7 separate regions of the Homo sapiens genome follow, and all the other regions are linked to region 5. A link is a loop called in an ENCODE intact Hi-C map of the cell type or tissue named here. Cell type or tissue: heart left ventricle. All regions are shown on one strand.

Region 1 (4,000 bases), 95 kb before region 5:
TATATACAGGTATATATATGTGTGTGTATATATATAGGTATATACATATATACATATATATATATATATATATGGATATATACCCATGTCTACTGTTTTGCTTCAGCTAGTGCTTACAATTTCATTCAAGTCCTGAGTATGTGTCCTGCTGTTACTCCTTCTTTGGTAGTTGAACGTTGAATTCAAGTCTTTCCTTCTGTTTTAAGAAGTACTAAGCAAACAAGCAATAAAAAGGGGAATGGCGCATGCTAGTGTTTGAATATGCTCTCTTGTTGCTCTAATTCTGTGCCTCCGTGCATTAATATTTGGATGCATGCAATGCCAGCATGGAAATTGGCCTTCACACTTACTGCAGTTTTCCAGAAACACTCACAAGCCAATAAATGTAACAGACATTCCATTTTTAATGGGCATATATGTGAAAAGCAGTGTAGAAAATAGGCTAATATTAGAAAATGGTTAAGTCCTTAATAACTTCAAGTGTGGTTATATAATGGACACTGTCAATGTTCATAACTTAAACCTGGGTACCTGGTCAAAATAATGCTTGGGAAACATTAAAATTGAGCTAAATTGTCTCAAGTTCTTTTATTCATATAAATAAAGTTTAAATGAATGGGGGAGATTTTAAAAAAGAAGAAGAAAAGAAAAGAAAACGCTGGCCACAGGCCCTCAACATCCTGCACGGGCATTTCAGAAAGGCGGAAGGATTGCTGTGGGGCTCTTATACCTGGAACAGCTCTGCTAAGAGCTCCTCTCTGGTGAGGCAAGCATGATGAAAAGATTACTATAATTCATTCCTTTTTTTAAGTAAAGCAAACACATTAAAATAAGTTATATATAATTCACGACAAAACAGAATTGCTGGGACAGAAATGCATGTGGACATGGTATTTGAGCAAGAAATTTGCCAAATAATGAATTTAGTTTTATGCCCCAATAAATGCCTTTGTTTTCATTTCAAAGAGCAGGCTATGTCCCTCATGATTTCCAAAACACTATCTCAGCTAAGTTTGTTTTAGTTTAGTAACAAGTTAATGTTGTGTTCTCTGGTTTTGTAAGTTTTTTTGAAGGTGCAGCTGTCAATACATGTATTGCTAAATGAACTGCATGTTTAAAAAATAATTTACATCAATAAACCATAATGTCTTGATTACTTGGAGAAGGAATGGATACTACTGCTATATTTATCACTATCAATGTTTGAATAACTAACTTTAATGTCTTAAATTATTAGGCTAGATTGATTAGTTTTACAAGAAGTTCAAAGCATACAACTTATTCCCCAAAGTGGGTCTTACATGTAGATAATATTTTATTTTCCCTCTGTTTTCCTGTAGAAAAATTGTTCTAAATTCATTATAGAAAGTTACATGCCATTTAACTACCTGAAAGGTGATGTTAATGTGACAATTTTGTAAATATTTCTAAAATGCCCAGAATTATACTGTATGAATACATCATTATTTCTGGTATGTGGTAATAAAAATATTTTATTTGCATCATTTAGATTGGGTTTGTCTGCAAGTAACAGAGAACCTAACAGTGCTGGCTTATTTGTCTGCAGCGATGTTGGGGAAGCAGCCCACGGCTGATCTAGAGGCTCAACACCGTCACCAAGACCAGGCCCCATGAGTAGTCCTGCCCCGCCGTCCTCAGAGTGAGGCTCCTGTGCTGGGATCACAGGATGGCTGCTGTGCTCCCAGCATTTCCAGGGGCCAAGATGGGAGGAAGAAGATGGACGGCAGAGGAAGGACAGAGGCCAAAGGCACAAGCGAGCATTGTCAGATCACCAAAAAGATTTTTTTGCTTTAAGCCCCACCCCTAGTGACTTCTGATTCCATCCAAACACCCAAAATTGGGTCATATGTCCCCCGCTTAGCTATTAAGGTATCTGTAGAGTTAGATACTTTTCAGTAGGTATTGACATACAAGGGTGCTCTTAGGAAGTAGAGAAGAATGAACATTGACTAAGCAATTAGCTGTTTCTGCCACAATGTTGTGATTTTACTGACTTTTATTGCTTGTGGTAGAACCTTACATTGCATGGACTGGTTCTGGATTTCTTCTATTTCACGTACACAGGAAGGATACTTCCACACTCCCTTGAAGTCAGGCACAACCAGTGCCTGCCTGCAGCTAATGAAGGGTGGGCAGAAACGATGTGTGTAGCTCCCAGGCTGAAGTACCTAATGCAGTGCCTGACTGAGCCCTGCCTTCCCCACCACAGCAATCATGGAAATAAGTGTCAAGTTGGAGCGGTCTTAGAGTGATAAATACAAGCCAAGCTCTCCCACAACCCACAGTAGATGGAGCACTTGAGCAAGAAGCAAACCTTTGTTCTTTTAGCCCCCAGGACTTGGGGCTTGTTTGTTATCATCAAACCTGGCCTATCCTGACTGGTACAAATTGGCAGTAATTTCTCCAGTGTCCTCAATTAAATGTATGTATATGTTTGTTTAATAAATAAGTGGGGATATATTAAAATGTAGCATACATTTAAAAGCCAATAGCATTTCTTTAAATATAAAGGGTTGAAAAGTAAATGATCTATCCCTTTTTCACAGTTTACATCCTGGAATGACACTGGTTTAGATGAAAAGATAAGTATAGGGGCATAAGGAGGAAGAAGATTTGAGGAGTTAAAGTGGCTTTTTGAAGAGGATACGGAAGAAGATGAGGACCCCTACTAAGGAAGGTCCCTATTGATGGGAAGCAGTTATCCATCATGGAGAAGCTGGGCCCTCCTCCATCCTAATAAGCCCTAATAAACTGATTTTTACTGTTTGTTTTGAAATAATTTTAGACTTACAAAAATGTCACACCAATAGTCCAAAGGATCCTCCCTCGACTTCATTCAAAGCACAATCTCCTGCTTTTCCTCCTGCTGATCAGGAAATGTCTCTGCTTTCTTGGCAAGCTCATCCTTCTTTACGTACAGTTGGAATGTTAGAGCTCCTCAAGGCGGCCCCCAGGCCCCCTTCTCTGTGCCATCTGCACTCTGTCCTCAGAAGAACTAGTGTGCACCCAGGCCTTTGGTTACCGCACAGCATGGTAGTGACTCGCAAACATGTACCTTGAGCCAGACCACTCCTCACATTTCCAAGCTTTTGTCTGCATATTGTCCTTGGTATATCTAGTAATATCCAATTGTATACTTAATATTGGCTCTTCTCTGGCTCAAATGAACCTCACAGTAAAGTCCCAAACAGAACTTATTCCTTTCCCCATCTACCCACACCTGGCCTTCCTGTCTCCTGGTGTTTTCTGTTTCACTGAATGTTACTAGTGTGCACTGAAGGGTGGAAGCCATGGATCTCGCAGTGCTGCTCAGCATCTCTCCAACTTATCCTTCATATTCTACAACGAATGTCCCTTTTCTGGGGAAGCCCTTCCTGGCCTCCCAGACAGACCTAAAACTGCCCATGTCACCTTCACTGCACTTATGATACTTAGGATTTTATAATTATTTGTATAGTCACTTAATATTTGTCTCTTCAGTTAGGCCAGCCATCAGCTCATTGACAGAAGGACTGCTCTCTGATTCAGGGTGGGGTCCCCACCTCCTAACTCACAAGCTCAGTGCTCAGTAGGTGTCTATTGAATGAATATATGATGGACACCTTTCCAACATATGACTTTGCTCCTGAAAGTTCTGGATTCCCTTCCTCTCCTTGGTGGATCACTTAAGAGAGGGAAGATCAGTTCACTTCCCCTTCATTGAATCACTCTTGTGTATTCTCAAGAGATTTCATAAGGTCAGACAAAATCAACTTCTCAAGTTCAAGCCAGAACTCTTTTTTTACATTACCAGTATTTCAGAAACCGAGGTCCTCATTTGTTAAAAGACAAAGAGAACTCATCCTTGTCCAAGCCAACAGTGGACATAGAAGAGCATGAGCACACTTGGCCAAAGTGCATCCTAGGAGGAGGCCCAGCATACACAAAGGCCCTGAAGCCAGAGCTCACCTGGTATTTGCAGGAAGAGCAAGGCCTCCAG
Region 2 (4,000 bases), 150 kb before region 5:
ATGAAGAGAATTATCTTTATTGAACCCAGATCTAAAAAGCAGGGCTCACTCAGGAAGAATTCCATCCACAGGCCAGCACATTTGCTCTGGAGTGGAGCACCCAGAACTGCACGATGTATGGAACTGACAGGTTCTGTCTTTCCACCTCTTTCTTTGGCAGGCCCGGATCTGTTTTTCATTGTCTTCGCCACATGTTTTCTCCTTGGTGTATGTTGCAATTTTTGACTTGTAGAGCATCAAAAAGAAACAAAGCAAACCTCCAAGAACAGCAGAATTTGGCCAGAGCCAAAAGCAACTCAGAATTTGAACTGAACTTGCTCAAAGCAGGGCAAGAAGACAGAGGCTTACGAAAATGCCTTTTGTTTGAACCAAAGACTGGAGCCAAAGAATCTGTGTCCAGAAGCTCTTGTGCATGGATGAGCCTCCGATCCCAACCTTCAAGAAGCCAGCTGGACAAGGAGAGGCTGGCAGCTGTGTCCCAGAGAGCTGAAGCCACAAACCCATCCCGCTTTGGCACTGAAGTTCGAGCCCCATGGAGCTTGGAGAGTTCTAACAGATTCCACCCCCACGGCAGTGGATCTATCCCCGGGTTTAGGGTGATGTGCATTCCAGGCACACTGTGTCCATTAACTCAGTGACACATTCTAATATTCTACTGATTGCATCAGCCCTTGTCTCAATTACCCAAAGATGCTGTGACTGTAGGACTCCAGATTTACATTATAGAAGCTTCCCCTACCACAGGCCCAGCCCCCAGCATCCAGCTTGAGACACATGTGACTCATGCCACAGAAGGCTTCTGTGTGTCTGGCCCCCACATCTTCCAGGGCTAGCCCCTGTCCTGACTTCTGACAGCACAGATCAATCCAGGAAGGACCACTCAGAACACAATCACCTTGTTATTATACGTGCAGTCAGTAAGTGAGCATGCTGTCCATCCTATCCCCCAACGTTTCATTCATATCTCCATTTAGAGGCAGTGGAGCTAAGAGACACAAGTCCCATTGCCAGGGTTTGATTCTGGCCCAGCCATTGCTTACCCCCATGAGGCTTCTGTTTCCTCATCTTTAAAATGAAGGCAAAAATGTCAGATTACCCCAAGGAGTAAATAAGATAACGTGTGGGACATATAACACGAACAGCTCCCCCAGCCCATAAGAAGCAGTCCAAGTCCCTTCCCCTTCCTCCTTCCTTCTTTCCTCCATTCATTCCTGCTGCTCTTCCTTTTTTTCTTACACTAATTCATTCTTTCTGTTCGTCTTCCTCAGCAGTGTCTCCTGGAAGAAGTTCTGGCCTTGGCAGCCACTGGCACAGCCACTTTCCATGAGGACGGGCCCTGGCAGCTCTGGGGCTCTTGCCCTCCCCGGTTCTCACACCATATGCAGGGAACCACTCACGGGGCAGCCCCAGAACCCAGTGGTGGCAAGGTCTGTGGCTCCCACCTGCCCTGTCCTGATCCTTCGCATGAGGCTGCTCTAGCTCCAGACTCCTCCCTCTCGATGCCCTGCCCAACCCCCGTGCTTCCTTCTGCAGCAAACGGCACCACCAGCTCCCACGTTCCCTGGCATTTCCGCCCCCAGCCTGGCCATCAATCCATTTCCTGATCCTTCCATGTTCCTTGCTTTTGGATTTCTAAAACATGCCCATTTCCACAGCCTTCATTCATTCCAACATTTTTCCTCTTGTATTACAATGGTCCCCTCATCACAGATGCTGTCTCTCCAATCTGGGTTCTCAAAAGTGCGTTTCTCAGGTCAGATCCAGCCCCTCCTACTCCTCCAGCCCCATTGCCCATCCCCTGACCCCCCAGGGAGCCCCCGAGTGCACCATCTCCCTCCTACCTGGCGCCTCAGCTCACACCCTCTTCACCTCCCACTGTGGCCTAGATCACGGTCCCCTGGACTCCAAGCCATTATTTGGCAGCAAGTCCTCCTGCCACGGGCCAGTGTGCTCAGTGAAAGGGGCATAGTCACATACAGTCTGTGCTCCTGGGAATATCCTGGTTTGCACTGAAGACAGCAGTGGCAAGGCAGTGCCTGTTTCCCAGGATCCTCCCTGCCTGCGCTGCACATGCAAAGCTGTTACAGTCTCACATTAGGCAGGGTGGAGGCACACTGGGACACTGAAAAACACGTGGAACAGTCCTCACTACCTGGAGTCCAAGGTCTGGCATTGAGAGCTCACCAGCAGTGGTGGTGCAAAGGTTTCAGGTGGCACCCATGGGTACAGCTGTCTTCTTAGTCCAAAGCATCCCTCACCGGGGGGCTTAGCCACAGCAGCCTCCATTAAGAGATTCGCATGTTCTGGACGCTTCAGTGGGGGATTAGAGAGAAACACCTTCACCCCTGTGCAGCTCAATCAGGCTGAGGCTGGATGGGCTGGGAGCTCACTGCTGGACACTAAAGTGGTATGTTTCCAGCCTTGGGGTCACTGTCTGACCTGTGAACAGTCCTGTTACAGGTCATTGAGCAGCCTGTTGTCCACCTCTCTGAGCAGCCTGTTGTCCACCTCTCTGACCAGCCTGTGAAGTGCACAGCCTCCAGACAGTGTGCTCTGAACAGGAGGCTCTGCAGCCCCTCTCTCACACACCAGAGCCACCAAAAGGGATTTCATAATTGTCGTAACATTGCCCCACATAGAACTAAAAAGAGACTGTGTGGCCAGGCACGGTGGTTCACGCCTGTAATTCCCAGCACTTTGGGAGGCTGAGGCACGTGGATCTCTTGAGGTCAGGAGTTCAAGACCAGCCTAGCCAACGTGGTGAAACCATCTCTACTAAAAATACAAAAATTAGCCAGGCGTGGTGGCGCACTCCTGTAATCCCAGCTACTCGAGAGGCTGAGGCAGGAGAGTTACTTGAGCTTTGGAGGCAGAGGTGGCAGTGAGCTGAGATTGTGCCACAGTGCTCCAGCCTGGGCAACAGAGTGAGCCTCTGGCTCAAAAGAGAGAGAGAGAGAGAGAGAGAGAGAGAGAGAGAGAGAGAGAGAGAGAGACTGTGTGCCTACCATATTACTAGGACAAAAAAGAAAACGCAAAGAAACTATAGACCATTTAGCAAAATGTGGAAAATACAAATAACCACTGGAAGAAATATAAAATGGAGCATAAGAGGATGAGAGTAAGAGCAAGTACCTCTGCCATAAAAATATATGTAAATAAGATAAATGCAACTGGAGTAAAAATTACTATGTGCTGCATAAATGAGAGTTTCCCAGCAAAGTAACCAGGAAGGTGAACAGATAGGGACAGTGCAGAGACCCACGTGGACAGAAATGGGAAGAAAGCAGGGGCTTCCATGACAATATCACAAAGCTAATTGGCTTTAAAGTGTTAAAAGGCATTAAAATTCCATATTATAACAATGAAACACATAATCTATAATAAACATGTGTCTGTCATAATCCTCTATGTGCCAAATTATCCACCATTAAGTATCAAGCAGAAATTGCTAAATGGAAGAGAACGCCTCCTTATAGATGTCCTCATTATCAAAAATATCTCTTGTCTTGTTCAGGTTTTGTTAATAATACTTATAAGTACATGAAATTACAACATTTATGTTTGCCTGGTACTATGGTTTGAATCTTTGTCCTCTCAAAAACTCATTTTGAAATTTCATTGCCATTATAACCGTTTTAAGAGGTGAGAGCTTTAAGAGGTGATTAGGCCATTAGGGCTCTGCCTTCATGAATGAATTAATGCTGTTATCATGGAATTGGGTTTGTTAGACAGGGGTGTGTTTCAAAGAAAGAAACTACAGACACTGGGGTCTACTTGAGGGTGGAGGGTGGGAGGAGGGAGAGGTGCAGAAAAGACAACTATTGGGTTCTGGGCTTAATACCAGGGTGATGTAATAATCTGTACAACATTAAGGGATTTTCATGCTCTGGGCGCTTCAGTGGGGAATCAGAGAGAAATACCTTCACCCCTGTGCAGCTCAATCAGGTTGGGGCTGGATGGGCTGAGAGCTCACTGCTGGACACTAAATTGGTGTGTTGCC
Region 3 (4,000 bases), 210 kb before region 5:
CATTATTTTATCTAGATTTCTGAAGAGTCTTTCTTTAACTTGGGAAAATTTCCACCAAATAGTTCTTTAATGATAGCTCCACTTTTGGAGGTTCTTTCTCTGGAATGCCTAATATTTATAAATTAAATATATCTCAGCCCATGCTTTTCCTATATTTTCTCTAATTAACCTTCTCTTATCCTCTTCCTCTGACTTCTGTGATGTCAAATTTGACTTCTCTCTTATAAAACCTTTTTTACTGAAAGGTCCATTTTGCTCTCCCCTTCCCCGTTTCCATTTCTGAAATGAACATTTTTTAAATCATCTCACAGCCTTCCCTACCCTGTTTGTTTTTTTTCTTTATGGTTCTCTACTCGAATTTCATAGAAGAAATGCTCATTTGAAGTTTATTGGAAACACAGATCAGAAGTGTTCTCAAAATTTTCCCATCTCTTTCAGAAACTATATTTTATAGGAAAATATTTCCCCTGATTCCTCAGAGTGCTTCCTCCTTTTGAACTGTGCTATCTTCTCATTCTCCTGGTGATTTTCATCTGTGTGCTCGACATTACAGAGGGAATGCAATGTTTGTCCAGAACCATTAGTGGGGATCCCGGTCTGAGTTATTCCGACCCAAGGGAAGGGGCAGGGAAGAAGACCGAGTTCTCAGTTCTCTATGCTGATTCAGCAGCCCCGGGAGCCAGGAAGCAAGCCGTTCTGAGATGGCCTGAGTGGAGCGTCTCTGCCCTTGGTTCTTTTCTCAGTTTGGAAGCCACTGGGAGTTTCCTGGAAGTGCCCTTGTTCTCTGCTGAGCGCCAGCGAGGTTCACCCCTGTTCTTGGCCTGTTCATGGCTCACAGCCCATGACAAGTGTCAGCTGGGGTTAGTGCCTCCCTGGCTTTGTGAAAGGCAGAATCTCTACCTACAAATCTTACAGCCTCCCTCTTCCCCTCTGGGCCTCTCTTCTGGACAGCGCACATGCCAGGAAAAGCTACAGGGCATTGGAGAGAGTCTTCTAGACCTTCCCCGTGATCCTTCCCAACTACATTGTTCCTTCTTTACATGTAAGGAACTAAGCTAAGGGAACTCTCGACATTTCCATCATGCGGCTGTCACCCTACCCTTCCCTCAGCCGATTCACATTTCCCCATTCATACAGTAACAAAGCATGTCAGCATGTAGTTTGCTTAGGATAATTTCTCAGATTTCACAGTATGAATATTTCACTGAATTTTCTCCCTTGAACAGAGTCCATTTTTCCTTTTTCTGGAACAAATGATATGTAAAAAACTGTATGAACCCCATTTTCATTTGGAAGCTGTTCCATGAAATATATTATCTAATTTAACAATGGGTCCCATTGTCAAATTTATTCTCAATACGAAGGCCAGCCATAGATTATCAAAACTTGCAGGCTGGTCAGCGTTCTGTGGGCTTCTGGTGAGATGTTTTACAGATAACATTCTGTATAGGAAGCAATCATGGCTTCATTCTATGATAGGCAAGGTGCCAGGAAATGCTAAATCAAGTGGCAATCGAGTCCCTAAAGAAAGTCATTTCTGATTTATGGTGATAGCTCCAACAATTCTGCTGAACTTTTTACACACTGAAATGACTACTTAGTTATGTTTTCCATTGGAGCAGAGAACAGCTGGCCTGCCAGAGACCCAGCACAGCAGCTGGAATGCAGAAACTCTCATACCATTAACCCCAAAGCCTGAGAAAAAGATTTCTTATTTCTGAAATGTAAGCGCTTGTTTTCTCCCAGCACATCTGACACCCTGAGTCTGTGGTGGCGTTCAGAAAGTGGGAAGCAGCCTGAACTGGGCTGGAGGCGAGGGCAGGAAAAGAGGAGTCAGGCGCTGGCACAATGGGGACTGAGCACTAGCAGGAGCTCCCCAAGGGCCGGGGGTGGTCTGCGTTATTTTTTAATTTATCACAGTTTCAACAGACTTATCTCGAGCAGTCTTGTCTTCCAGCTGCTGGAGCTGCCTGAAACCCTCTAGAGTGTGTGTGTGTGTGTGTGTGTGTGTGTGTGTGTGTCCACGTGCACGTGTGTGTTTTCTTCTGTGTTTGTATATTTTGCTCCTGGAGCTTTAAGAAGAGCCTAGATTAGTATTGTCCAATAGAGTGTGATACAAAGCACATACATAGTTTCAAATGTTCTAGGAGCCACACTAAAAAAAAAAAAAAAAAAAAAAAAAACAGTAAAGAGAAACTAGTAAAATCATGTAATATAATTTATTTAACTTAATACATCCAAAATATTATCAGTTCAGCATGTAACCTTCACATAACTTATTAATGGGATCGGTTGCTTTCTTCTCTTCAGGCCAGGTCTTTGAGCTCGTGTGTGTCTGCCATGCACTTCACACTCACAGCCCACCTCCTGTGGATTGGCCACACGCCTGGGTCTCAGTAGCTCGTGTGCCGGCAGCTGGGATGGGGGCAGGCTGGGCAGTGAAGAAGAACAACCTCCCCCTGTTCTAACTCATTCAGCTCTGCTCGGGTCTTCGTATTTCCCTGGCCCTGAAGCTCCCCCTCTCGGAGGTGCCCCTCTACCAGCCCCTTGAAGAATCGTGTGTGAACCATCACTCCTAGCCCTGTGCTACCAGCCCACCTCACTCACAGCTCATGCAGAACTTTGTAACTAAAATCCCAGGACCTGGAAAATACATGTCTGGGAGCTCCCAGACATAACAATCACTTCTGGACTCCCAGGAGAAGGCCATATCTTTCCCTTGGTCTTCCCTGCCCACTTCCAATCGTTGTCTCACCCTGTTTCTCCACAAACTCTCTCCTCTTTTCCTCTCTGCTCTCCCTTTCCAGATTGAGCAGGATGGTGGTGGGGCTGCTGGGGGGGCATTTCTGGGTCCTGTCCTGGGGAAACAGCTTGCAGAGGGGAGGCAGGGAAGGGCAAGGCATGCTCTCACTTCACTGTCAGTCCTGCAGCTAAGAGTCTGAGGCTGGACCACCGCCTCTGCATGGGACAACAAAACCGGGCTGGCGGCACTCCCGCGACAGTTCCCAGACACCCACAACCCAGGCAGGTGGCGCACCTGAGTAAAGGTGTCTGGGTATCGGATGGGACTGGTGGGCCTGGAAAACACAGGCCCCACCCAGGACATTTAAATTCAGCTTTTAACCCTGTGCAAGCCAAGCAAAACCAGTGGGAGCCAAAGAGTCATCAGCTTGTGGTTCCCAAGAGAGGGACGGGTCCTGGGGACTCTGTTCACAGCTTGTAGGTATCGAGGGACAGCTACCTTGCCTCCTGCCCCACCCTTTTAGGGATCTGCTGTCTATAAACTGCCGGATGTCAGGTACCTGGTTCATCATCTTCATTTTCATGCACGTCAACAGCCACATCACTGACCTTCCAACAAATCTTCCAGCCTTACCGACCCTCAGTCCTCGCCTCTAATGGCCCTATATTCCATCCGGAATCGGACCCTCAAGTGAAGTGAAATGCAGCCTGTAACTCAGAGAGTGGCAGGTTGTCTCCTCTGAACCGGTGTCAGGTGCTACTTTCTCCGCAACCCTAGGCTGTAGGCACTCAGCAGCCCCAGAATCTGCAGGCTTAGCCCTGCCATCCAGAGAGCAGTCCCTGCTGCTGCTCAGGGGGGCCATGCAGCCCAAGACGAGCCTAGATTCCCTCACAGTCTCTGCACTGTCAGGGTCCCCTAAGCTCTGCCAGGTCTCCCTAGTCGGAATGCAACATGTCTGTCTCCATGTTCCGAATTGCATCCAGTCCACCCGCAGGGCCTGTAGCCCTGCCCAGAGGTCCAGGTGGAAGGCATGATGCCCTGTGCAGTCCTGCCCAGACCCCTTCTCAGGAGGTGAGACTCTGCCCTACACATCCAGCAAGGTGCTAAACAGATCAGGTGGAACGAGAATGTCACTGCCTCGTAGTCCACCTGCAGGTACTGGAAACTGCTACCATTGCCCAGACTAGCAGAATAGATTTCACCTTCGAAAGCGACCCTGGCCTGGATCCTGCTGCTTCTGCCACATCTATTTCCAGC
Region 4 (4,000 bases), 700 kb before region 5:
CCTGAACCCCAGGGCCAGGTGCCAAAGGAGTGAGGGCAGATGTGGGTGGTTGGGAGGGGTCCCTCCAGGACTGCACGGGAGCTGGGAGAGGAGCACTCCTGGAGGGGTGGCAGGGCCAAGGGTATCCAGGGATCCCATAGGGCCCCACAGTCTTCCTATGACCTGAGCGCTCCTGGACCAGCGTTCTCCAGCCTCACCTGGCAGGCAAGTGAGGAAGACATCGTGCCTCCCTTGTGTGATTTTATGTTTCAGCACTTTGGAGCCAAATACTTATTTCAAGAGGGGGATTGCGGTGGGAGGGTGTCAAGTAATACAAAAAATATTCTTCATGTAGAAAAGGTTTTCAAATTTCAGATCTATTTGTATTGCTGTCAAAATTTTTGCTATGTCTCCAGCCACCTAGACTAGCACTTGCTATGTTAGCTTCAATTGACTTACTTTTTAAAACTTGAACCATATATTAAAAAAAAAACCTGAGCAATATCTGAAATATCTGCCTTTACTGTGCTAGTTATATTTTTTCTTATTACTTTAAAAAAATAAATACATAAATCTATATTTTATAGATTTCAGAGTACCACCTGAAGTCACCTTGTCAATTACACACTGTACAACATGGATTTAGTGTAAACCTTCAATCCCTACTGGGAACCCTCTTGCAGGCCCAGCCGTTGGGCCCTGGAGGAGTGAACGGCCCAGGCCAGGCAGAGGGGGGTAGGCAGATGCTGCCTAGGGGTCTAGAGACCATAGCACACATGCCAGCTCAGGAGATGCCCTGCCTTTAACTCAGCAGCCAGACCCCTGCCTCCCACCTTGAACTGTGCTTAACAAGGCATCCCTGAGGAGCCGCTGTGCCCTGCATTACCTGGTAGAGCGGCACAGAGTCTGAAGACTTCAGGAGAAGGTGGGGCTCTATGGGGAGTAAGAGTCCCCAGGCAGAGAAAGAAAGGTGGAGCCTTTTGAGCATAAGCATAAGCAAAGGACACAGGGAAAGGGGTGGGGAACTTCGCTGACCCGAATTTGAGAGGTACCCCTGTGGCCGAGTGAGCTGGAGACATGTCAAAATGGCCTGGTCTGATGGCCGCCTGCCTGTGCAGGCGGTGCGGAGGCCCCCAGAGTGTACAGGGTTTTATTTTATTTTATTTACATATTTACATATTTATTTATTTATTTACATATTTGTTTATTTATTTATTTTTGAGACGGAGTCTCGCTTTGTCACCCAGGCTGGAGTGCAGTGGCGCCATCTCGGCTCACTGCAAGCTCCGCCTCCCGGGTTCACGCCATTTTCCTGCCTCAGCCTCCCGAGTAGCTGGGACTACAGGCGCCCGCCACCACGGCCGGCTAATTTTTTTGTATTTTTAGTAGAGACGGGGTTTCACCGTGTTAGCCAGGATGGTCTCGAACTCCTGACCTCGTGATCCGCCCGCCTCGGCCTTCCAAAGTGCTGGGATTACAGGCATGAGCCACCGTGCCCGGCCAGGGTTTTAAATTTCAATCGCCAATTGTAAAATTGTGAGGCTTGTACCTAAAATATGGATCCTTGGCCACCCTATTTAAAATCCTAACTCCCACCCCACTTTCCTCTGCTCCATCTTCCCCTAGCATTTAATGGCCTTCTAAGTATTTTATGCGTAATTACTTATGCTTAGCGCCATGTGCTTCTAAACGTTTAGTGCCTTTTCTAAACTACTTCAAACATGTAGCCCAGGTCTAGCACATAGTGGGTGCTCAGTAAGTATTTAACGAACGACTAGCGGAAGGGATGGCCCCATGGGTGCCACAGTAGCTTCTGTTCTGGGGCCTCAGGGCGCCTGCGGGAGGGGCAGCGGCCAGGCCTGAATCCCTGGTTCGCCCTCGACTCAGCCCACGCGGGCCTTTCAGGCTTCTGGGACAGATCCTAGGTCCAGCTGCCCACCTGATTTTGTGGCAAAGAAAAAAAGAAGAAGAAGAAGCGAGAGGCGATGGCGTTTGCTTTGGCCAGATTTAAGGGCAAGCGAGGCTGCGCGCGGCTCCCGCAGGGTCGGATCTCCGAGCTCCAGGGCGCCCCTCCACCCGGGTGTAGATTTCCCGCGGACCCCTTCGCCCTCCCGGGTTTCATCAGCTGCGCAGGAATGGAGCTGGCCAGAGCTCTGGGAGCGGGGAGGGAGGCGCCGCCACCAGAGGGCGCCGGAGCCCCAGCGCTGCGGCCGGTGAGCGGCCAGGCTCCCCGGCCCAGCCCAGCAAAGGCCTGGGGACGCCCGACGGCTGCCTTCTTCACTGGACCTCACTGCCTTCAGTTCTTTAAGAGCAGGGCCAAGTCAGTGGGGTTCCCGGCTCCAAGCCCAGTGCCCAGGGTGGGTGGGTGGGTGGGTGGGTGGGTGGATGGATGGATGGATGGATGGATGGAGTGCCGGCCCACAGCCATCTAACGGCCAAAGTGGTTTTGGAAAAAAAATGCACAGAAGACACCTACTCCCACCAGCGGAGTTCCGGAGCCCTCGCAGCCTCCTGTTGACCGCTCCCGCCTAATGCAGCCGCTGACCGCCCACTCCCCGACGGCCAGGACTCCCCAGGGACAGGGACGTGTCCCCAGGGCAGGCCCCTGGATGGACGCGGCGACTGACCCCACTTCGCTGGACGCTGTGCTGGGAAGGACACAGAGAGGTGGCTGGGGCAGCCTGCGGTCACAAAGCGAGGCCCAAAGGGGCGCTCTCCTCACCCCCACGTCTCCTGGGTGCCGACCTGCACCCTCCCTTCGCCACCGGACTGGGGCCATCTGGGATGTCTCGGGGGTATCCGGAGGGCTAAGCACCGCCGAGGGACGGCTCCGTGGGAAGAGTTTTCTGGACCCAGAAGGCAGACGCCAGTAGTACTGTCCTAGGAGTCGGAGGTCGGGGTGGGGGAGTTCTCAGCTCTTTGGGTCGCACGGAGCTTTTCTTGGGTAAGGCAGTAAGTACTTAGGTTTAAAGGACTTACTTACAGCTACCATTTATTGAGTACTGTCTGCTTGTCAGACACGATGCAGAGAATTTCGCGGCGTGGGGCGGGTCTCATTGAATCTCCCGTCCCACTCCGCGGGGTGGGCCTGTGATTAGCTCATTTCACCATTGAGAGGTCGGAAGTACAAAGGCTACATTCGCTTTTACTGAGAGCCGCCGGCGCCTTCTGCTTTGTTTGTACAGGCGAGGAAACTGAGGCTCGGCTGGTGGCGCCGTGGGCTTGGAGTCCGAGCCACGCTGACTGCAAAGACGGGTCTCATTCCCGCAGATCGAGCTCTGCCGGCGGCTGCGCCGCAAGCCGGGCAGGTGGCGAGCTTGAGCCCCCACGCACAGAAAGCAGGACCCCCTCGGCTGCCTTGGGCCGCCACCGCCAGCAGGCCCTCCGCCCGGGACTAACTTGTTTGCTTTTCATTGGTTCTCATTCAGTTCCCGCCATCGAAAGGCCCCGTCCCGCAGCTTTCCACGCGCGCCCCACTTTACGCCTAAGGTCCTCAGTCTCTCCAGTGGGGCCCTGTCACAGGGACAATAAGCGGCCCTCCAGCCGGCGTCGCTCAGGCTGCGGACCTCACTGCAGACCGGGCCAGCGGTGCGGGGCCCAGCGGAGCCTGAGAAGGTCAAAGGCCGGAGCGCACTGCGCCTCGGGAGCACAGAGGGAGCGGAGGAGGGGCGAAGGGGATGGGTGGGGGGTGCCGCCGAGGGAGTCGCGCGTCAGAGACCCCGGCCACGGCCAGCACTCGGCTCCGGGCCCGCCCCTCACCGCGCGCCCCGCCCCGCCCCGCCTGGCTCTCCCCTCTAAAGCGCCCGGCGCGCGCCTCCCACCGCCGCACTTTCACTCTCCGTCAGCCGCATTGCCCGCTCGGCGTCCGGCCCCCGACCCGCGCTCGTCCGCCCGCCCGCCCGCCCGCCCGCGCCATGAACGCCAAGGTCGTGGTCGTGCTGGTCCTCGTGCTGACCGCGCTCTGCCTCAGCGACGGTAAGTGCGCTCGGCGGGGAGGCCCTGGCGAGGCTCTGGGCTTCGG
Region 5 (4,000 bases):
GCTTGGGGCCAGGAAGCTGAAGGAATCTTCTTCTAACCTAGGGAAAGATGTGCATGCCAGCAGGGGCTGAGATGGGGCAGTGGGGAGAGGGAATGGAGGAGCATGGTAACAGTGGAATGGCCGTTCCCTGAGGAAGGAGAGCATACCCACCCGAGCCCCATGTGCAGCACAGCAGGAGACCTCACACCAGTCCTTGACCAATCGCATAACTCTCCTATCTTCTTGGCCAGCCATCAGTTGCAGGTAAGCAGGAGGGGAGAGCAGATGGCTCTACGGGTTCACAGTTGGGCACTGGCAGAAAGTCAAGGGGAGAGGGACTGGCAGGGGCTGGAGTGACCTTCAGAAGACATTTACGAGAAGAAAGGCATGTTGCAATATGTGTTGTAATGGGAATTGGCAAGACCTTTATACCACCAAGCATCTAAGGATGCAGTTTTGAATCATGTCGAGACAGCTCTACTTGGAGCTTTGTTTAAAGGCTTCCTAATCTTCTCCCCCACCCGCCTCTCTTTCAACACATAGTAGATAAATGCTAAATAGACAAATGTCCCAGTTAGCCTCAGTAACAGAGGAAGCCTCAGTAACAGAGGAAACCCAAGCTGTAGGGTTTCCTACATTTTTCCATGGAGGAAAAATGTGAAATGTCCACACGCACAGGTGGTGCTCTGTCCCTGGCCGCACTGCATGTGGCCTGGGTCCCTGATGCCATTCCTCTCCAGGAATGGCAAGCACGTCCTTTGGGGCTCTGCATCCTCAGAGCTGTCTTCTTCCACATGCTTCTCCTTGCAGCAGTCTTTGTTCCCTTATCTGTAAAACAGGGCCCAGGACTTCAGGGGCTGCAGCCCTTTAAAATTCTAGCAGTTCGTGAGCCCTCCTCCTCCTTCAGCAGCTGCTCTGTAGCCATTACTTCTGCATCCTCCTAAGACACTATAGAAAGGGTGCACCCAGCCCCAGAATGCTGGGTGACTCAGCCCTTCCTAGCTTCCAGATGGATGGCAAGCCCAGGGCTGCCAGCAGGGGCATGGGCTGGGGACAGAAAACAAGAATGAAAAAGAACAGTGCCTTTTGGCCATCTTCCCAGAGTCTTGCACCTCGTCACCACAGTCTTATTAACCATTTGGTCCAAAATATTACCTTAAAAAATGTGTTGAAAGTAAGCCACTTTTTAAAAATCATGCAACTGTCACTATGGAAAACAGTATGGCGTTCCTCAAAATATTCAACACAGGATTACCATCTGATCCAGCAACTCAACTCCATTTCTAGGCATATATACAAAAGAACTGAAAGCAGGATTTCAAACAGATATTTGTACGCCCGTGTTCATGGTAGCATTGTTCACAACAGCTAAGAGGTAGAACCAAACCCAGTGTCCATCGATGGATGAACAGATAAGCAAATTGTGGTATAGACATGCAATGGAATATTATTCAGCCTTAAAAAGGAGGGTCATTCTGACACTTGCTACTACATGGATGAACCTTGAGGTCATTATGCTACCTGAAATAAGCCAGTCACAAAGGACAGATGCTGTTTCATTAGACTTATATGAGATACCTAGAGTAGTCCAATTCCTAGAGACAAAGTAGAATGGTGGTTGCCAGGGCCTGGGGGAAGGGGGAAATGTGGAATTGTTGTTCAATAGATACAAAGTTTCAGACTTTCAAGATGAAAAGACTTCTGTAAATGGATGGTGGTGACGATTGCACACCAATGTTCGATGAACTTAATGTCACTGAATAGTACATTAAAATAGTACTTAAAAATGGTTAACATGGTACATTTCATGTTATGTGTATTTTACCAAGATAAAAAAAAATATTTTAATCATGCAAATGCTTCCTTCTCCTTCCCTACTCCAGGATCAGCAGCCACACTTCTGTCCCAAGGAGTGAAGCTGAGTAGAGAGCGCACCCTCTGCCTGGGACCTGATGAAAGATCCAAGCAGACAGCGGCCCCCTGCGGAACCGTGGACACCGAGCTGCCTCCTGTTCCAGCAACAGCCTGGACCCCCGACTCTGGGTGCAGGGTCCTCACCGGTGTCCCGTGACAGCCGACACGCACTGCGCAGCCCGAGTCGACTGCTCCCACTCCGCGCTCCCCTCCTGGACCCCGCGCAGCTCTCCTGCGCAGCGGCCAGGCTACCTTCCCAGTCTCCATCAAAGACATAAATTATCGAAATTCTGCCGCTACTCCTGACAGAAGCGAACGTGAGGGGTCTGTGGGCCTCCGACCCTGGAAGGAGCGCGCGGTGCCAGTGTTGGATGAGGACGCAGCGTCGAGCAGGAGAACGCAGCACGGAGGAGGGCGCGGCCGGCAGCAGGGCGCAGCAGGCAGGCTGTGCTGGGTCCCCTGACGCTCTCCCCTGCTTGTTCCACGGCCGCCCCGCAGCGCCCTCTGCCGGCCCAGCCCAGAGCGCCGCTCCCCGACACAGCGCGCGCCGGATGTGCGCGCCCCCAGGACCCAGAAGCTCTCCCTGCCGGGCCTCGGACGCGCAAATGCGAAGCCCCACTCTCCGGAGGCACGGGGCTCTAGTGGGTATTATTTTTTATCCCTCTTCAAAAGGCCAGGATGTGTTAGATATGGGCATCGCGTTTCTAGTGTCCCTCTGAATCGACCAGTGAATGGACCTATTTCCAGTAAACTTTCGCAGCAAAATGCGAAAGAGTGAGCCCGGCGGGAGACGAGAAGGGCGTTCACGACGAGGACCCCAAGGGGGAGAGCTTGCGGTTTGAGGGGCTAGGCCCACAGCGAAGGCCTGGCTTCTCTCTTCCCTAAAAAGTCCTTGTGCAAACGAGTCACTGACCACGGCGGAAAGGCTTGCCCGGCCGGGCTCTCGGCAGCCTGCACCGCGCACAAGGCGGAAGGCGTGAGGGCTCCAGACTCCGCCCTTCCCTCTTCCTCCCGCTCACAGCTCCGGGGCCACCTCGGGCCAGGGTCTGGCCCAGTGGACCTCGCCGGCTCACAGTGGTCACCAAGACACTCACGGCACCCGAGTCCTGCTCACCCCCAGCTTCCGTCCGCTTTCTGACGCTGTGTCGCACGCCCTCACCCCCTAACCACCCCCCGCACCCTGATGCCCTCCGTACCCTCTCTCCCATAGTCCTGGCCTCACTGGGAGCTTCAGGCCACTAATCTCACCTCCGTCCCCGGCTCCTCCTGTCCTGCCCCAGCTGGAACTCCATGGCCCTTTCCTTAAAGCGCTGCCTTGAAGACGCCCTGGCCCCCGGCTCAGCCCCTCACCCTCGCGTCCCTCCTGCTCTCCGCCTGCGCGCCGCCTCGCCTGGGCAGCTGGAGGTGTTTGGAGAGGGTGGCTTTGTGCATTATGACCCCGGCATCCTCAGGGGGACCCACGGCTGCTGGGAGCTAATCCCCCTGCAGCCCCGCACCTCCCACCCGCTCCACTCCTCAGCCGCCCAGCACCTCTAAGTATGACGGCCTTGTTTCTGTAGCCCTGAGAAGGCAGGGGGTCAGGGGATCTGCACAGGCCGCCTCCGACACCCCGCCCCCGTGTGCCATCTGCTGCCCCCGCGGCCCCTGGTCCTGCCCTAAGACCTTCCCAAGAGCTCTCTGGGCCAGGCCCCCCCAGGCCATCTACTCAGCCACCGGCCACGCCCTCACCTCCAACTTCCCCCTCCTCTAGGGTATTCCAGTGAAGGCCAAATCCAGTAGGAATTCTCCACGTTACCTTTCAAAGGCCCCCTCAGGACCCCACACCTCTTTCCCCAGCAACCTCCCCCTTTCCCAGCACCCGTTTCCGCACAGCTCCTATTTCTCCTTCACACCCTGACACATTCACCTTTACCCAGCACTCCACCAAAACCACTCAGACATGGTCAGTCTCTTTTCCGCCTCGCCCTGCTGCACTCTGAGGTACTGGCCACCGCTAAACATTCCCAGCTTGCAATGCTTTCCCACAGGAGGGTCTCAGCCTGCCCCTCGCTCCCCAGCCCCTCAAGCCTCCCTCGCAGCCCCTGTAGCCCAGGAGAGCCCAGCTTCA
Region 6 (4,000 bases), 350 kb before region 5:
GCCGGGGGCCTTTCTGGCTCCTGCAGGCTGAACTGAGTCATTGTTCACAGTGAGTTAGTAAGGTTTTATGCTAAACATGTGTTATCAGCTTCCAGCATGCCCCTCCCTCAGTGTGTACCTGGAAGCATTCCTGCCTGCTCTCCCGCATGGGCACCCTAGTGACGAGGAGAGGCACACAGGGACCCTATGGCAAAGATGAAGTAGCAAGGAGTTTCATCGGCATACACAGGCACATGCTCTCTACTCTTCAGACTCATCTATAAACAAAGTGCTATTTATCTTCCATGAAACAAATTAAAAGCTCAAAGTCAGAATGTCTGCAGCCTTGTATGGAGTGAGTACATTTCACACTCAACATTCGTTACAGTCTGGGACCAAGGATTTCACTGCGTTTTCCTAGTGCAGTGCTAGCCCCAAACCTGTTCCCTGTAAAAGCTTGTGAATGATGAAGGAAAGAACAAACAAGTGAATAAAGGAAGGCCTCACAGATACAACTGGATCATGATCCAGCTCTTATCAAAACCAAAGCATGTACCAAACTAACCAAGCTCCAGTTCCCATCCCCAGACATGGGTCACAGTGAGGCTTGCCCTGTATTGTATGCCAGAATCATAAATTAGGATTCCTAGCAGATGAGAATGTACAGGATCAGCACTGCCACAGGGATGAAGTGGAGAGCAGTGGGTTTCTCAGAGGCTACAGAACTGCTGATGCAGAAGCCTAGGGACATTTTCCACACCCCTCGGAGAAACGGGCTGGCTGGCCTCAATTCCCCCAAGACCATTTTAATTGTAGTGAAAAATGCGTAAAATAAAATGGACCATCTTAATTTAACCCTTTTACAGTTTACAGTTCTGTGGCGTTAAATACATTCACATTGTTGTGCAACCATCCCCACCATCCATCTCCAGAACTCCTTTCATCTTGCAAAACTGAAATTATCCCCATTAGACAACAGCTCCTGATTCCTCCTCCCGCAGCCCCTGGAAACACCATTCTTTTGTTTCTATGAATTTGACTTCCCTAAGAACCTCACAGAAGTGGAATCATGCAGCACTTGTCCTTCAGTGACTGGCTTATTTCACTGAGCATGATGTCCTCCTGATCCACCCATGTGGTGTGAATCTGCCATTGTTTTTGTGCAGGATGGAATCAGAGCCTCGTGCACATCCCAAGAGGAGCCACTGCCACCCCAGGACCTCCATCCCTCCCAGCATCCTGGTCCTCACACTGGAAGGAAGCCCAACTCACTTTTTTTGGATGGCTCAATGGGGCTTCATTACACTGTAAGCTAAACTATGCTTACAAAAATGGGATCTTGCTATATAACTATGGAAAATACAAGCTTAAGCAAATAGGCATTTCCCTGCTCATGTTAGAAGGTCAAGTTGGTTAAAAGAAAAAAGGCCATGTGGATCAGCTGGTGGCCCAATTAGAAAGCTCAGAGACAGTCCAAGCCCTTGTTTTCATTATCCCAAATGAGGAAACGCGGCAGCTGGAGCTGTGTATAGCCCCAGGGCCTGGGAACAACACTCAGGCCATCTGGATTCCCCACGAAGGAAAAGCTCCGCCTTTTAGTCTCTGAAGCTGCAGGATTGAGGAGATTCGCAGAGGAAATGTGTGTTTCTGTGGTCTTGGGCCCCTCCGTCACCCACCCAGCCACTTGGGGCCCAGATAGAAATGATGGTCAGTGGGGCAGACCAACAGCCTTCTAACTACATTCCCCAGCATGCCCTCTTTTTCCTTTCCTTCTTTGAGGGAGTCCTTAAATTTCTGCTAGCTGAAGTGGCAAAAACTCCCTCGCATACCCTTACTCTGTTGCCCTCGCTGAGCAGCTGACCAAGGGCAGCGTTGCTGATCACAGACAGATAGATGGCCGAGCGAGTGGAGGAAAGCCTGTCCAACCCCAGCCCCCTCTGGACCTCAAGCGGCCTGTCTAGCCCTGGAGTGCTGAGAGTCACAGCATTTAAACACCAGGGCAGCAAGTTCTGGTGCAACGGCCTGACCCCACGTAGTCCCTGGCTCCTCTGTGAGCCATCCCCAGGGGATAGGCAACTAGCATCTAAGACCCAGGGCCCTGCTGTCCCCCTTGGTTTAAGCTTTGAGTGAGAGGATGACAGGAACAAACACCAGGGGGAGAAATGAGGCAGGGAGGACCTGCCTGCCGGTGCCCAGGGAGCGCCCAGGAGAAGGATCATAGCCCAGGCCCCTCTCAGCCCAAGACTTTGTCTACTAAACAAGCTGGGCCTCCTTTGCTCCCCTCAATCAAACTCACAAATCAAAACATGCTGAACTAATATCCCCTAATAGCCAATAATCCATCAACAAAAGTTAAGTTGTTGCTTGAACAATCTTCCCCCTGAGGGAGTGGGTGTGTTTAAAAGTACTTCATAAATTATCTAAAAGGAAATATGAGTGTTTCTAGTTGTTGGAAGAGTCCTACCAGGACAGGAGAGCATGCCCAGTGTCCCTGTGTGCCTGTGCGTGCACTTATGGACACTTCCCCAGGCCTGTCCAGCTGGTCAGCATTTCAGGAGAAACCTGACCCTCCCCTTGGCCATTCCCATCTCCTCCTCCCCACACTGAAATTCTCACTGGGAAAATTTGCGGGATCTTTTTTCTGTGATTGTTTTCTTGATAAACCGTCCATGCATAGTGTTTGAATGTTTCATGGTTTCATTGCTTCAGAGTTCCTGGGAAAACAATGTCATAGGGGGTGCCTGAAAAATGAAGCTAGAAATAATTGCGGAATGAACAAGGAGTCGGCTCCATTCTTACTCCCTGAATTCCAGGAAAGCGGGGATGTGGCACAGCCCTGTGTGGAGCAGGTGCCTGGCAGCTGGCCCAGCACACAATGGGCCCACAAATGTGCCCAGCTCCCTGGGTGAGAGCAGAATGATGGGAGCCCACCGCCCATGCCCTGCGGAGGGTGTGCCCAGCCTCGGACAGCCAGCAAGACAGACGCGGGCTCCCCTCTGCCTTTCACCCAGAATCAGGGCTCAAACAATATCCGAGCAGGAGGGCCAAACTAAAAGCCACGTTTTTGTCAGAAGATTTGCCACATCAGCCCTAGAGCGCTTTGCTCCCCTCTGCAAAGCAGATCCTGGGCCCGGGCAGAGGATGCTGCAGGGAGAAGCCCTGGGATGGACTGGGAGGACCAGAGCCCGAGAGGCGGGATGGACTGGGAGGGCCAGAGCCCGAGAGGCAGGAGCCCTGGCCTGGGTCCCTGCCTGTGCCTGTCTCTCACCAGATGCATCACTGGCACCCGGGTCCCCCGTTTGACCCAGTGTCCTCACCTGACCAACAAGGTGAACAACTGCTCTGAGTCATGGAGAGAACATGTCAACAGTGAAATCCCTGAGGATGGGAATAGGGATGGACAAGGCTAAATCAAGGGGTCCCTGGGCTGAGCTCTTCCTGGGAGTCAGGCACATTGGAGTCATAGGAGTAGATGGCTCACCTAACACAGACCACAACATCCTTTCCTTGGCTACAGTGAAGACCCCAAAATGTGGGTCCACCTCTTCATTGACGTGTCTTTTGTTTCCTACATATTTCCTTTATTCGTATCTTTGAAGACTTACCTGGTGCATTGGGGAGGTTGGGATGCAGATTTGGATCCAAGCCATGCCAGGCACAGGAGACAGAATCAGAGAAGAAACTGCCAGGAGGTGGCATCAGCACAGTGAACAGGGGCGATTCCTACCTGTGCATTTGGAAGTGGGGGCACAGGAGCAATGCAGCCAGAAGTGTCCATGTGGGGCTGAGCCCTGCTAGGACCAAAGAGGGACAGGGTGGGGACCTCCAAATCGGGTCCTCCAAATCCCCAAAGCTGCCACTGAAACTTCTCTGCACCCCTAAACTGATGCTCAATATTTCAGTTTTCCCTGTATCTTTAGGGGTCTGACAGGAGAAAGGAAGGAATATTGGGGACCAGGTTTGCTTAATAGGTCTGTAATTCTTGCCCCTGCACCCACATTATTAGAGGGGTTACCAAGCC
Region 7 (4,000 bases), 170 kb before region 5:
GAGACGGAGAAAAGGATGGATGAGGAATGGAGCCCCTGCAGAGAAGGGCAGAGAGACTGTTCCCACCATGGGTTTAGGGGGAGATGCAGGACAAGGTTCCTGCAGTCCCCTGGGTTTGGAGTGCACAGTTTCCACTCGTGTGTAGGAGTAGGAGCCAAATGGAAAGGGATGGAGACAGAGGAGGAGGGCAGAGGAGAAGCAGCTCAGGACCACACCATGTGAGGATAGAAAGAGGGCTGGGAGCACGAACAGCCCCGGGGCTCAGCGCAGGCTGCCAAGGGAATTCTTCAGTTATCTGTTTTGGCTGCTACTCTTTATGTGTGTGAATATGCGTGTGTGTGTTTTCCGAGCTTTATTGAAGTATAACTAACAAATAAAAATTGAGTATTTAAGGTGTACAAGGTCATGTTTTGATATATGCATTGTGAGATTACCAGGAACAAGCTAATCACCATATCCATCACATTTTTATAAGAATACTTGAAATCTATTAGCAAATTTCAAGGATATAATGCCATGCATTATTAGGTCTTCATAATTTAGCTAATAACTAAAAGTTTCCTATCTTGTTTTTCAATAAGGAAGATGGGTATAGAAAAGTCAAAGTGGCCAATGAACATGGAAAAAAGGACAAGATTAATAGCAGTAATTACCCAACATGCTAATTAAGAACTGAAACATTGTCCATCTGTCAAAGTAGCAAATGCAAAAAGTTTCTGCAGAAACATCATTTGGGTTAAAGACTGCGTATCATAGGATGGCATTTTTCCCTGGCTCTGTCGCTGCTGCCATGGTGGCTCTCCTGGCCCCTGCTGTGGGCACATCTGGACACAACCCCCACCCTCCTCACTTCCCTGTGGTGTGGGTCGCTTCCTCTAGAGCTGCAATTACATTTGAGCCAGAGTCAGACACAGAGGCCTCCAAGCCCTGAAGATGCGGCAGGGTGTGCGAGGCTGCAGGAAGCTGCCTCAGGACCTGCTTGTGCAGGCGGGAAGGCAAGCTCAATGGCAACTCCATGATGTCTTAGAGATTGACTCTAATGTTACAAAGAGGAGAGAGACCGAAAGAGCCATATCTGAGGTCCAGAAACAGAGCCAAGTGGGCACTGTAACTCAGGATGGGTCAAGGGACCTGGCCACTCACACACAGCTGGCAGGTGGCAGAGCCGGGATTTCATCCAGGCTGCCAAAACCCAAACACAGACCCTGCCTGCAGCACGCTCTGCCTCTCTAAGTCCACCCTGCCTATGACCAGGAAGGCCGGGTGTCCTCCCACCCAAGGCAGGCAGTGGTGGGAGGAAGTCAGCAGAGAGACCAGGTGAGGGCCTCCAGCACAGCCACAGCACAGCCCTGCCCATGTGAGCCCATCGGACATCAACACATACCACGTGTCATGTTGTGCACAGCCAGCCCCTGAGCAAGGGCACAGCAGGGCACCTGGTTGCAGAGCAGTGTGGACAGGCAAGGGCACACTGGAGAGCAGGCGGCTGAGGAGCATGCTGGGGCCGGGGTTGCCACCAACCAGCCTGGGCCAAGGAAACTATTCAAACTTTTTTTTTTTTTCAGCAAAAACAATGACAATTTTCTGTCCATTGTCATTTCCTAAGAACACTTACGGGACAAAGTCTCAGCTGCAGTAAACAGCCTGGGAGCCAAAGTCCTCTGGCTCCAGTGAGCATGTTAGGCATGATTCATCTGGTGAACATTCTCTTTCTAAAGAGGGAAGGCCAGGTTAAACAAGGGTTTGCACAAAGCTCTCTTCCTGTGGCAAACAAAAGCCTGGGCTGGGCCAGCCATCAGTCCAGGCTCAGGAGAGCTCCCTAACCAAGTCCACATGTGGCTCCCATGAGACCCTCCCAGATGGGACTTGGGGAAGATCTGATGATGATGGTGATGATGGTGATATGGTGTTCTTCCAGAAATGCCTAAAATGTGCCAGCAGAGTCTTCCCTGGGAAGCAATATTGTCCTGGCAAAGCAATGGGATCAGGAGGCCTTTTAGTCTCGATCAGAATAGGGAGGAGAAGGCACCTTTGGGAATAAATGAAGCACCATGGGCCCCAAAGAGAGCCAACATGCAAATCATGGCCTGAAGATGACCCTTGAGGGAATGGAGCTCAGGACCACTGACAGGACACAGAGAGGAGGCAGCAGAGGGATGGGCAGCACTGTGATCCCGGCATCCAGGGCAGTGATGCCAAGCAGCAATGGCCCTCCTGTGCTCGGCGGTTACACGAAGGCCCAGATCAGTGCCAAGCGGGTGGTCTACTGGGCAGGCGGGGTCTGAAGGAGACATTACTTCCTGCCCGATCTTGTTAGCCAGGCTCACATATCGGACCAACCCCCATCCCACCTTAAATTGCAATCCACGTCCTTCTCAGGAAATAAGAAACCCCTCAGTCTGCACAATGCTTTCTTTGCCATGATTTGTATCACCCATGTCTTGCTCTATGATTTGGGGATTATGTTCATTGTTTGTTGGCTACACCCCCACTTCTCAGTTGGAATACGCATCAACTCCAGGAGGGCAGGGAAACTTTTTCTTGCTTCCTGATCTCCCCCTAGCACCTCGAGCAGTGCCTGGCACACAGCAGGTGTCCACAGTACTTGTCGAATGCAGAAGTGAATAAATAGCAAGACAGAGTCACCCGGCTGGCTTGGACCTGGACTGGCCAAGCTGGTGGTCTACACCATGATTTGCTGGATAATCCATGCAGCTTTCCCTGCATAGACACAGATGCAGCCCCTCTGTCCAAACATGATGCTCCCTCTGTCATTGATGGGAACCAGATGGAGTCGCGCCTGTAACATGACTGAGCACTGATTTCAGTAAAGTAAATGAATTACCAAATTGTAGTCATTATAATTTATCTTCATCTTAGTGACACACTTGACTGGCTGCTATAAACCAGGATTTGAAGAGTGAATGTGAATTTACAGACCTCTCAGCTCTGCCCACAGGATCCAAATCTGGCAGAATTGTCATCTCTATTGAACTATTACAACTGAATGGTGAGCTCTCCTACCCCCAGATTTACCGTTAATATGTGGTAACCCAACTATAGGAGCCATCTGATAATTCATCCTAGTACGTCAGATTTGGAAAGACCTTTAGGGTCATCTAAACAAATTCCATCTGCTTGAAACGAATGCCACTAAATCACAACTACCACTCTGCCAAGACTGGGCCAAAGTCCAGCTCACACAACTCACCCCACTCAAACAACAGTCCCACACACAAAATGGAGTATCCACTCCTAAAGCTGAGTCAGCCCTGAAAGGTCTGAGGGGTTGAGCAACCTAGCTCAGGCATAACAAGTGACTTTCAGAACTATTACTCAAACTGAAGAGTGTCTGACTCCAACCCATCACTCCCAACCATTATGCTCACCACTGACTCTGAATTCTGGAGAAAATTGTCAATAAAGATGTAGAGGATTGGTGACTCCTAGGTCCATGACACCTGAACTCACCAATTTTAACAACATTGAAAGCAAGAAGGCCAGACATTGTTGCTTCCTGATGTGATGAAGGTACAACAGGAAATGCACAGCATTCATATAAAGTGGCTTTGCCAAAAAAAAAAAATGTGAGTTTAATCAAGCATTGGATATAACCACCTGCAGGAAGCATGGAAGATAAATCTTCAACAAGAGGGCATTTAGCTAAATCCAGAACATAATCCACTGTACAGAAAAATGACCCATGACCAAGTTTTTTCAACAAATAAATGCATTTTTAAAAGAGAGGGAGAAGTATTACAGATTAAAAGAGACCTAAAAGACACCTCACCCAACCACAATGCGTGGACCTTGTCTGCATCCTGAATCCAGCAAAGCACCTGCAAAAGGACAATGATTTTTATATTTAGCTGAGATTCATTTATTATGACTGCAGTATACTATTCCATTCTATAGCTTTTTCCTTTTTTTATTTTTATAGATTTAGGGTGTACAAGTGCAGTTTTGTTACCTGGATAGATTTCATAGTCATGAGGCCTGG

What was found. Peaks named below come from ENCODE experiments on the same cell type or tissue, not always from the same donor. Only the 100,000 strongest peaks of a DNase experiment are listed, where the experiment ranks them.
Region 1: it touches region 5 in a loop (4-fold over the local background); 17 of 110 quality-filtered maps call a loop at or near these places.
Region 2: it touches region 5 in a loop (3-fold over the local background); 14 of 110 quality-filtered maps call a loop at or near these places.
Region 3: it touches region 5 in a loop (5-fold over the local background); 23 of 110 quality-filtered maps call a loop at or near these places.
Region 4: it touches region 5 in a loop (12-fold over the local background); 69 of 110 quality-filtered maps call a loop at or near these places.
Region 6: a loop joins it to region 5, with 2.7 times the contacts of the local background. A loop is called at or near these places in 43 of 110 quality-filtered maps.
Region 7: a loop joins it to region 5, with 5 times the contacts of the local background. A loop is called at or near these places in 19 of 110 quality-filtered maps.

What each region holds. Positions count from the first base shown.
Region 1 is chr10:43,783,752-43,787,751 of GRCh38, reverse strand. All of the region lies in intron 1 of LOC105378275 (a long non-coding RNA gene), which reads right to left. It also overlaps the pseudogene HNRNPA3P1. Among named protein-coding and RNA genes, the nearest start is that of LINC02658, 6.8 kb to the right of the region's middle. In heart left ventricle, a CTCF peak has its summit at 2,302; no DNase peak of the experiment used is centred here.
Region 2 is chr10:43,840,167-43,844,166 of GRCh38, reverse strand. No RefSeq gene overlaps it. Among named protein-coding and RNA genes, the nearest start is that of LINC00619, 3.1 kb to the left of the region's middle. RefSeq lists a cis regulatory region at 1,766 and an enhancer at 1,682-1,851. In heart left ventricle, no CTCF peak of the experiment used is centred here; no DNase peak of the experiment used is centred here; H3K27ac peaks cover 671 bases.
Region 3 is chr10:43,903,488-43,907,487 of GRCh38, reverse strand. It overlaps LINC02659 (long intergenic non-protein coding RNA 2659), which reads left to right. Exons shown (of 3, transcript NR_184145.1): 2 at 3,267-4,000. Among named protein-coding and RNA genes, the nearest start is that of LINC00841, 3.8 kb to the left of the region's middle. In heart left ventricle, no CTCF peak of the experiment used is centred here; a DNase peak (open chromatin) is centred at 1,857; H3K27ac peaks cover 2,477 bases.
Region 4 is chr10:44,384,899-44,388,898 of GRCh38, reverse strand. CXCL12 (C-X-C motif chemokine ligand 12) reads left to right here and starts at 3,802. Exons shown (of 3, transcript NM_199168.4): 1 at 3,802-3,954. The coding sequence starts at 3,894. RefSeq lists a silencer at 2,064-2,273. In heart left ventricle, a CTCF peak has its summit at 2,141 (motif pointing right); DNase peaks (open chromatin) are centred at 2,178, 2,548 and 3,678; H3K4me3 peaks cover 1,977 bases; H3K27ac peaks cover 1,348 bases.
Region 5 is chr10:43,688,637-43,692,636 of GRCh38, reverse strand. It overlaps LOC124902417 (a long non-coding RNA gene), which reads right to left and starts at 2,457. Exons shown (of 2, transcript XR_007062133.1): 1 at 151-2,457. RefSeq lists a silencer at 2,373-2,472. In heart left ventricle, CTCF peaks have their summits at 1,982, 2,181 and 2,390 (motif pointing left); DNase peaks (open chromatin) are centred at 1,966, 2,386, 2,856 and 3,293; H3K4me3 peaks cover 1,702 bases; H3K27ac peaks cover 1,738 bases.
Region 6 is chr10:44,042,741-44,046,740 of GRCh38, reverse strand. No RefSeq gene overlaps it. Among named protein-coding and RNA genes, the nearest start is that of LINC02659, 130 kb to the right of the region's middle. In heart left ventricle, a CTCF peak has its summit at 2,113 (motif pointing right); a DNase peak (open chromatin) is centred at 3,157; H3K27ac peaks cover 1,466 bases.
Region 7 is chr10:43,861,718-43,865,717 of GRCh38, reverse strand. LINC00840 (long intergenic non-protein coding RNA 840) reads right to left here. Exons shown (of 5, transcript NR_038268.1): 2 at 3,791-3,839. Among named protein-coding and RNA genes, the nearest start is that of LINC00840, 4.3 kb to the right of the region's middle. RefSeq lists a cis regulatory region at 869 and enhancers at 785-954, 1,717-2,217, 2,218-2,718. In heart left ventricle, no CTCF peak of the experiment used is centred here; DNase peaks (open chromatin) are centred at 1,416 and 1,773; H3K27ac peaks cover 2,687 bases.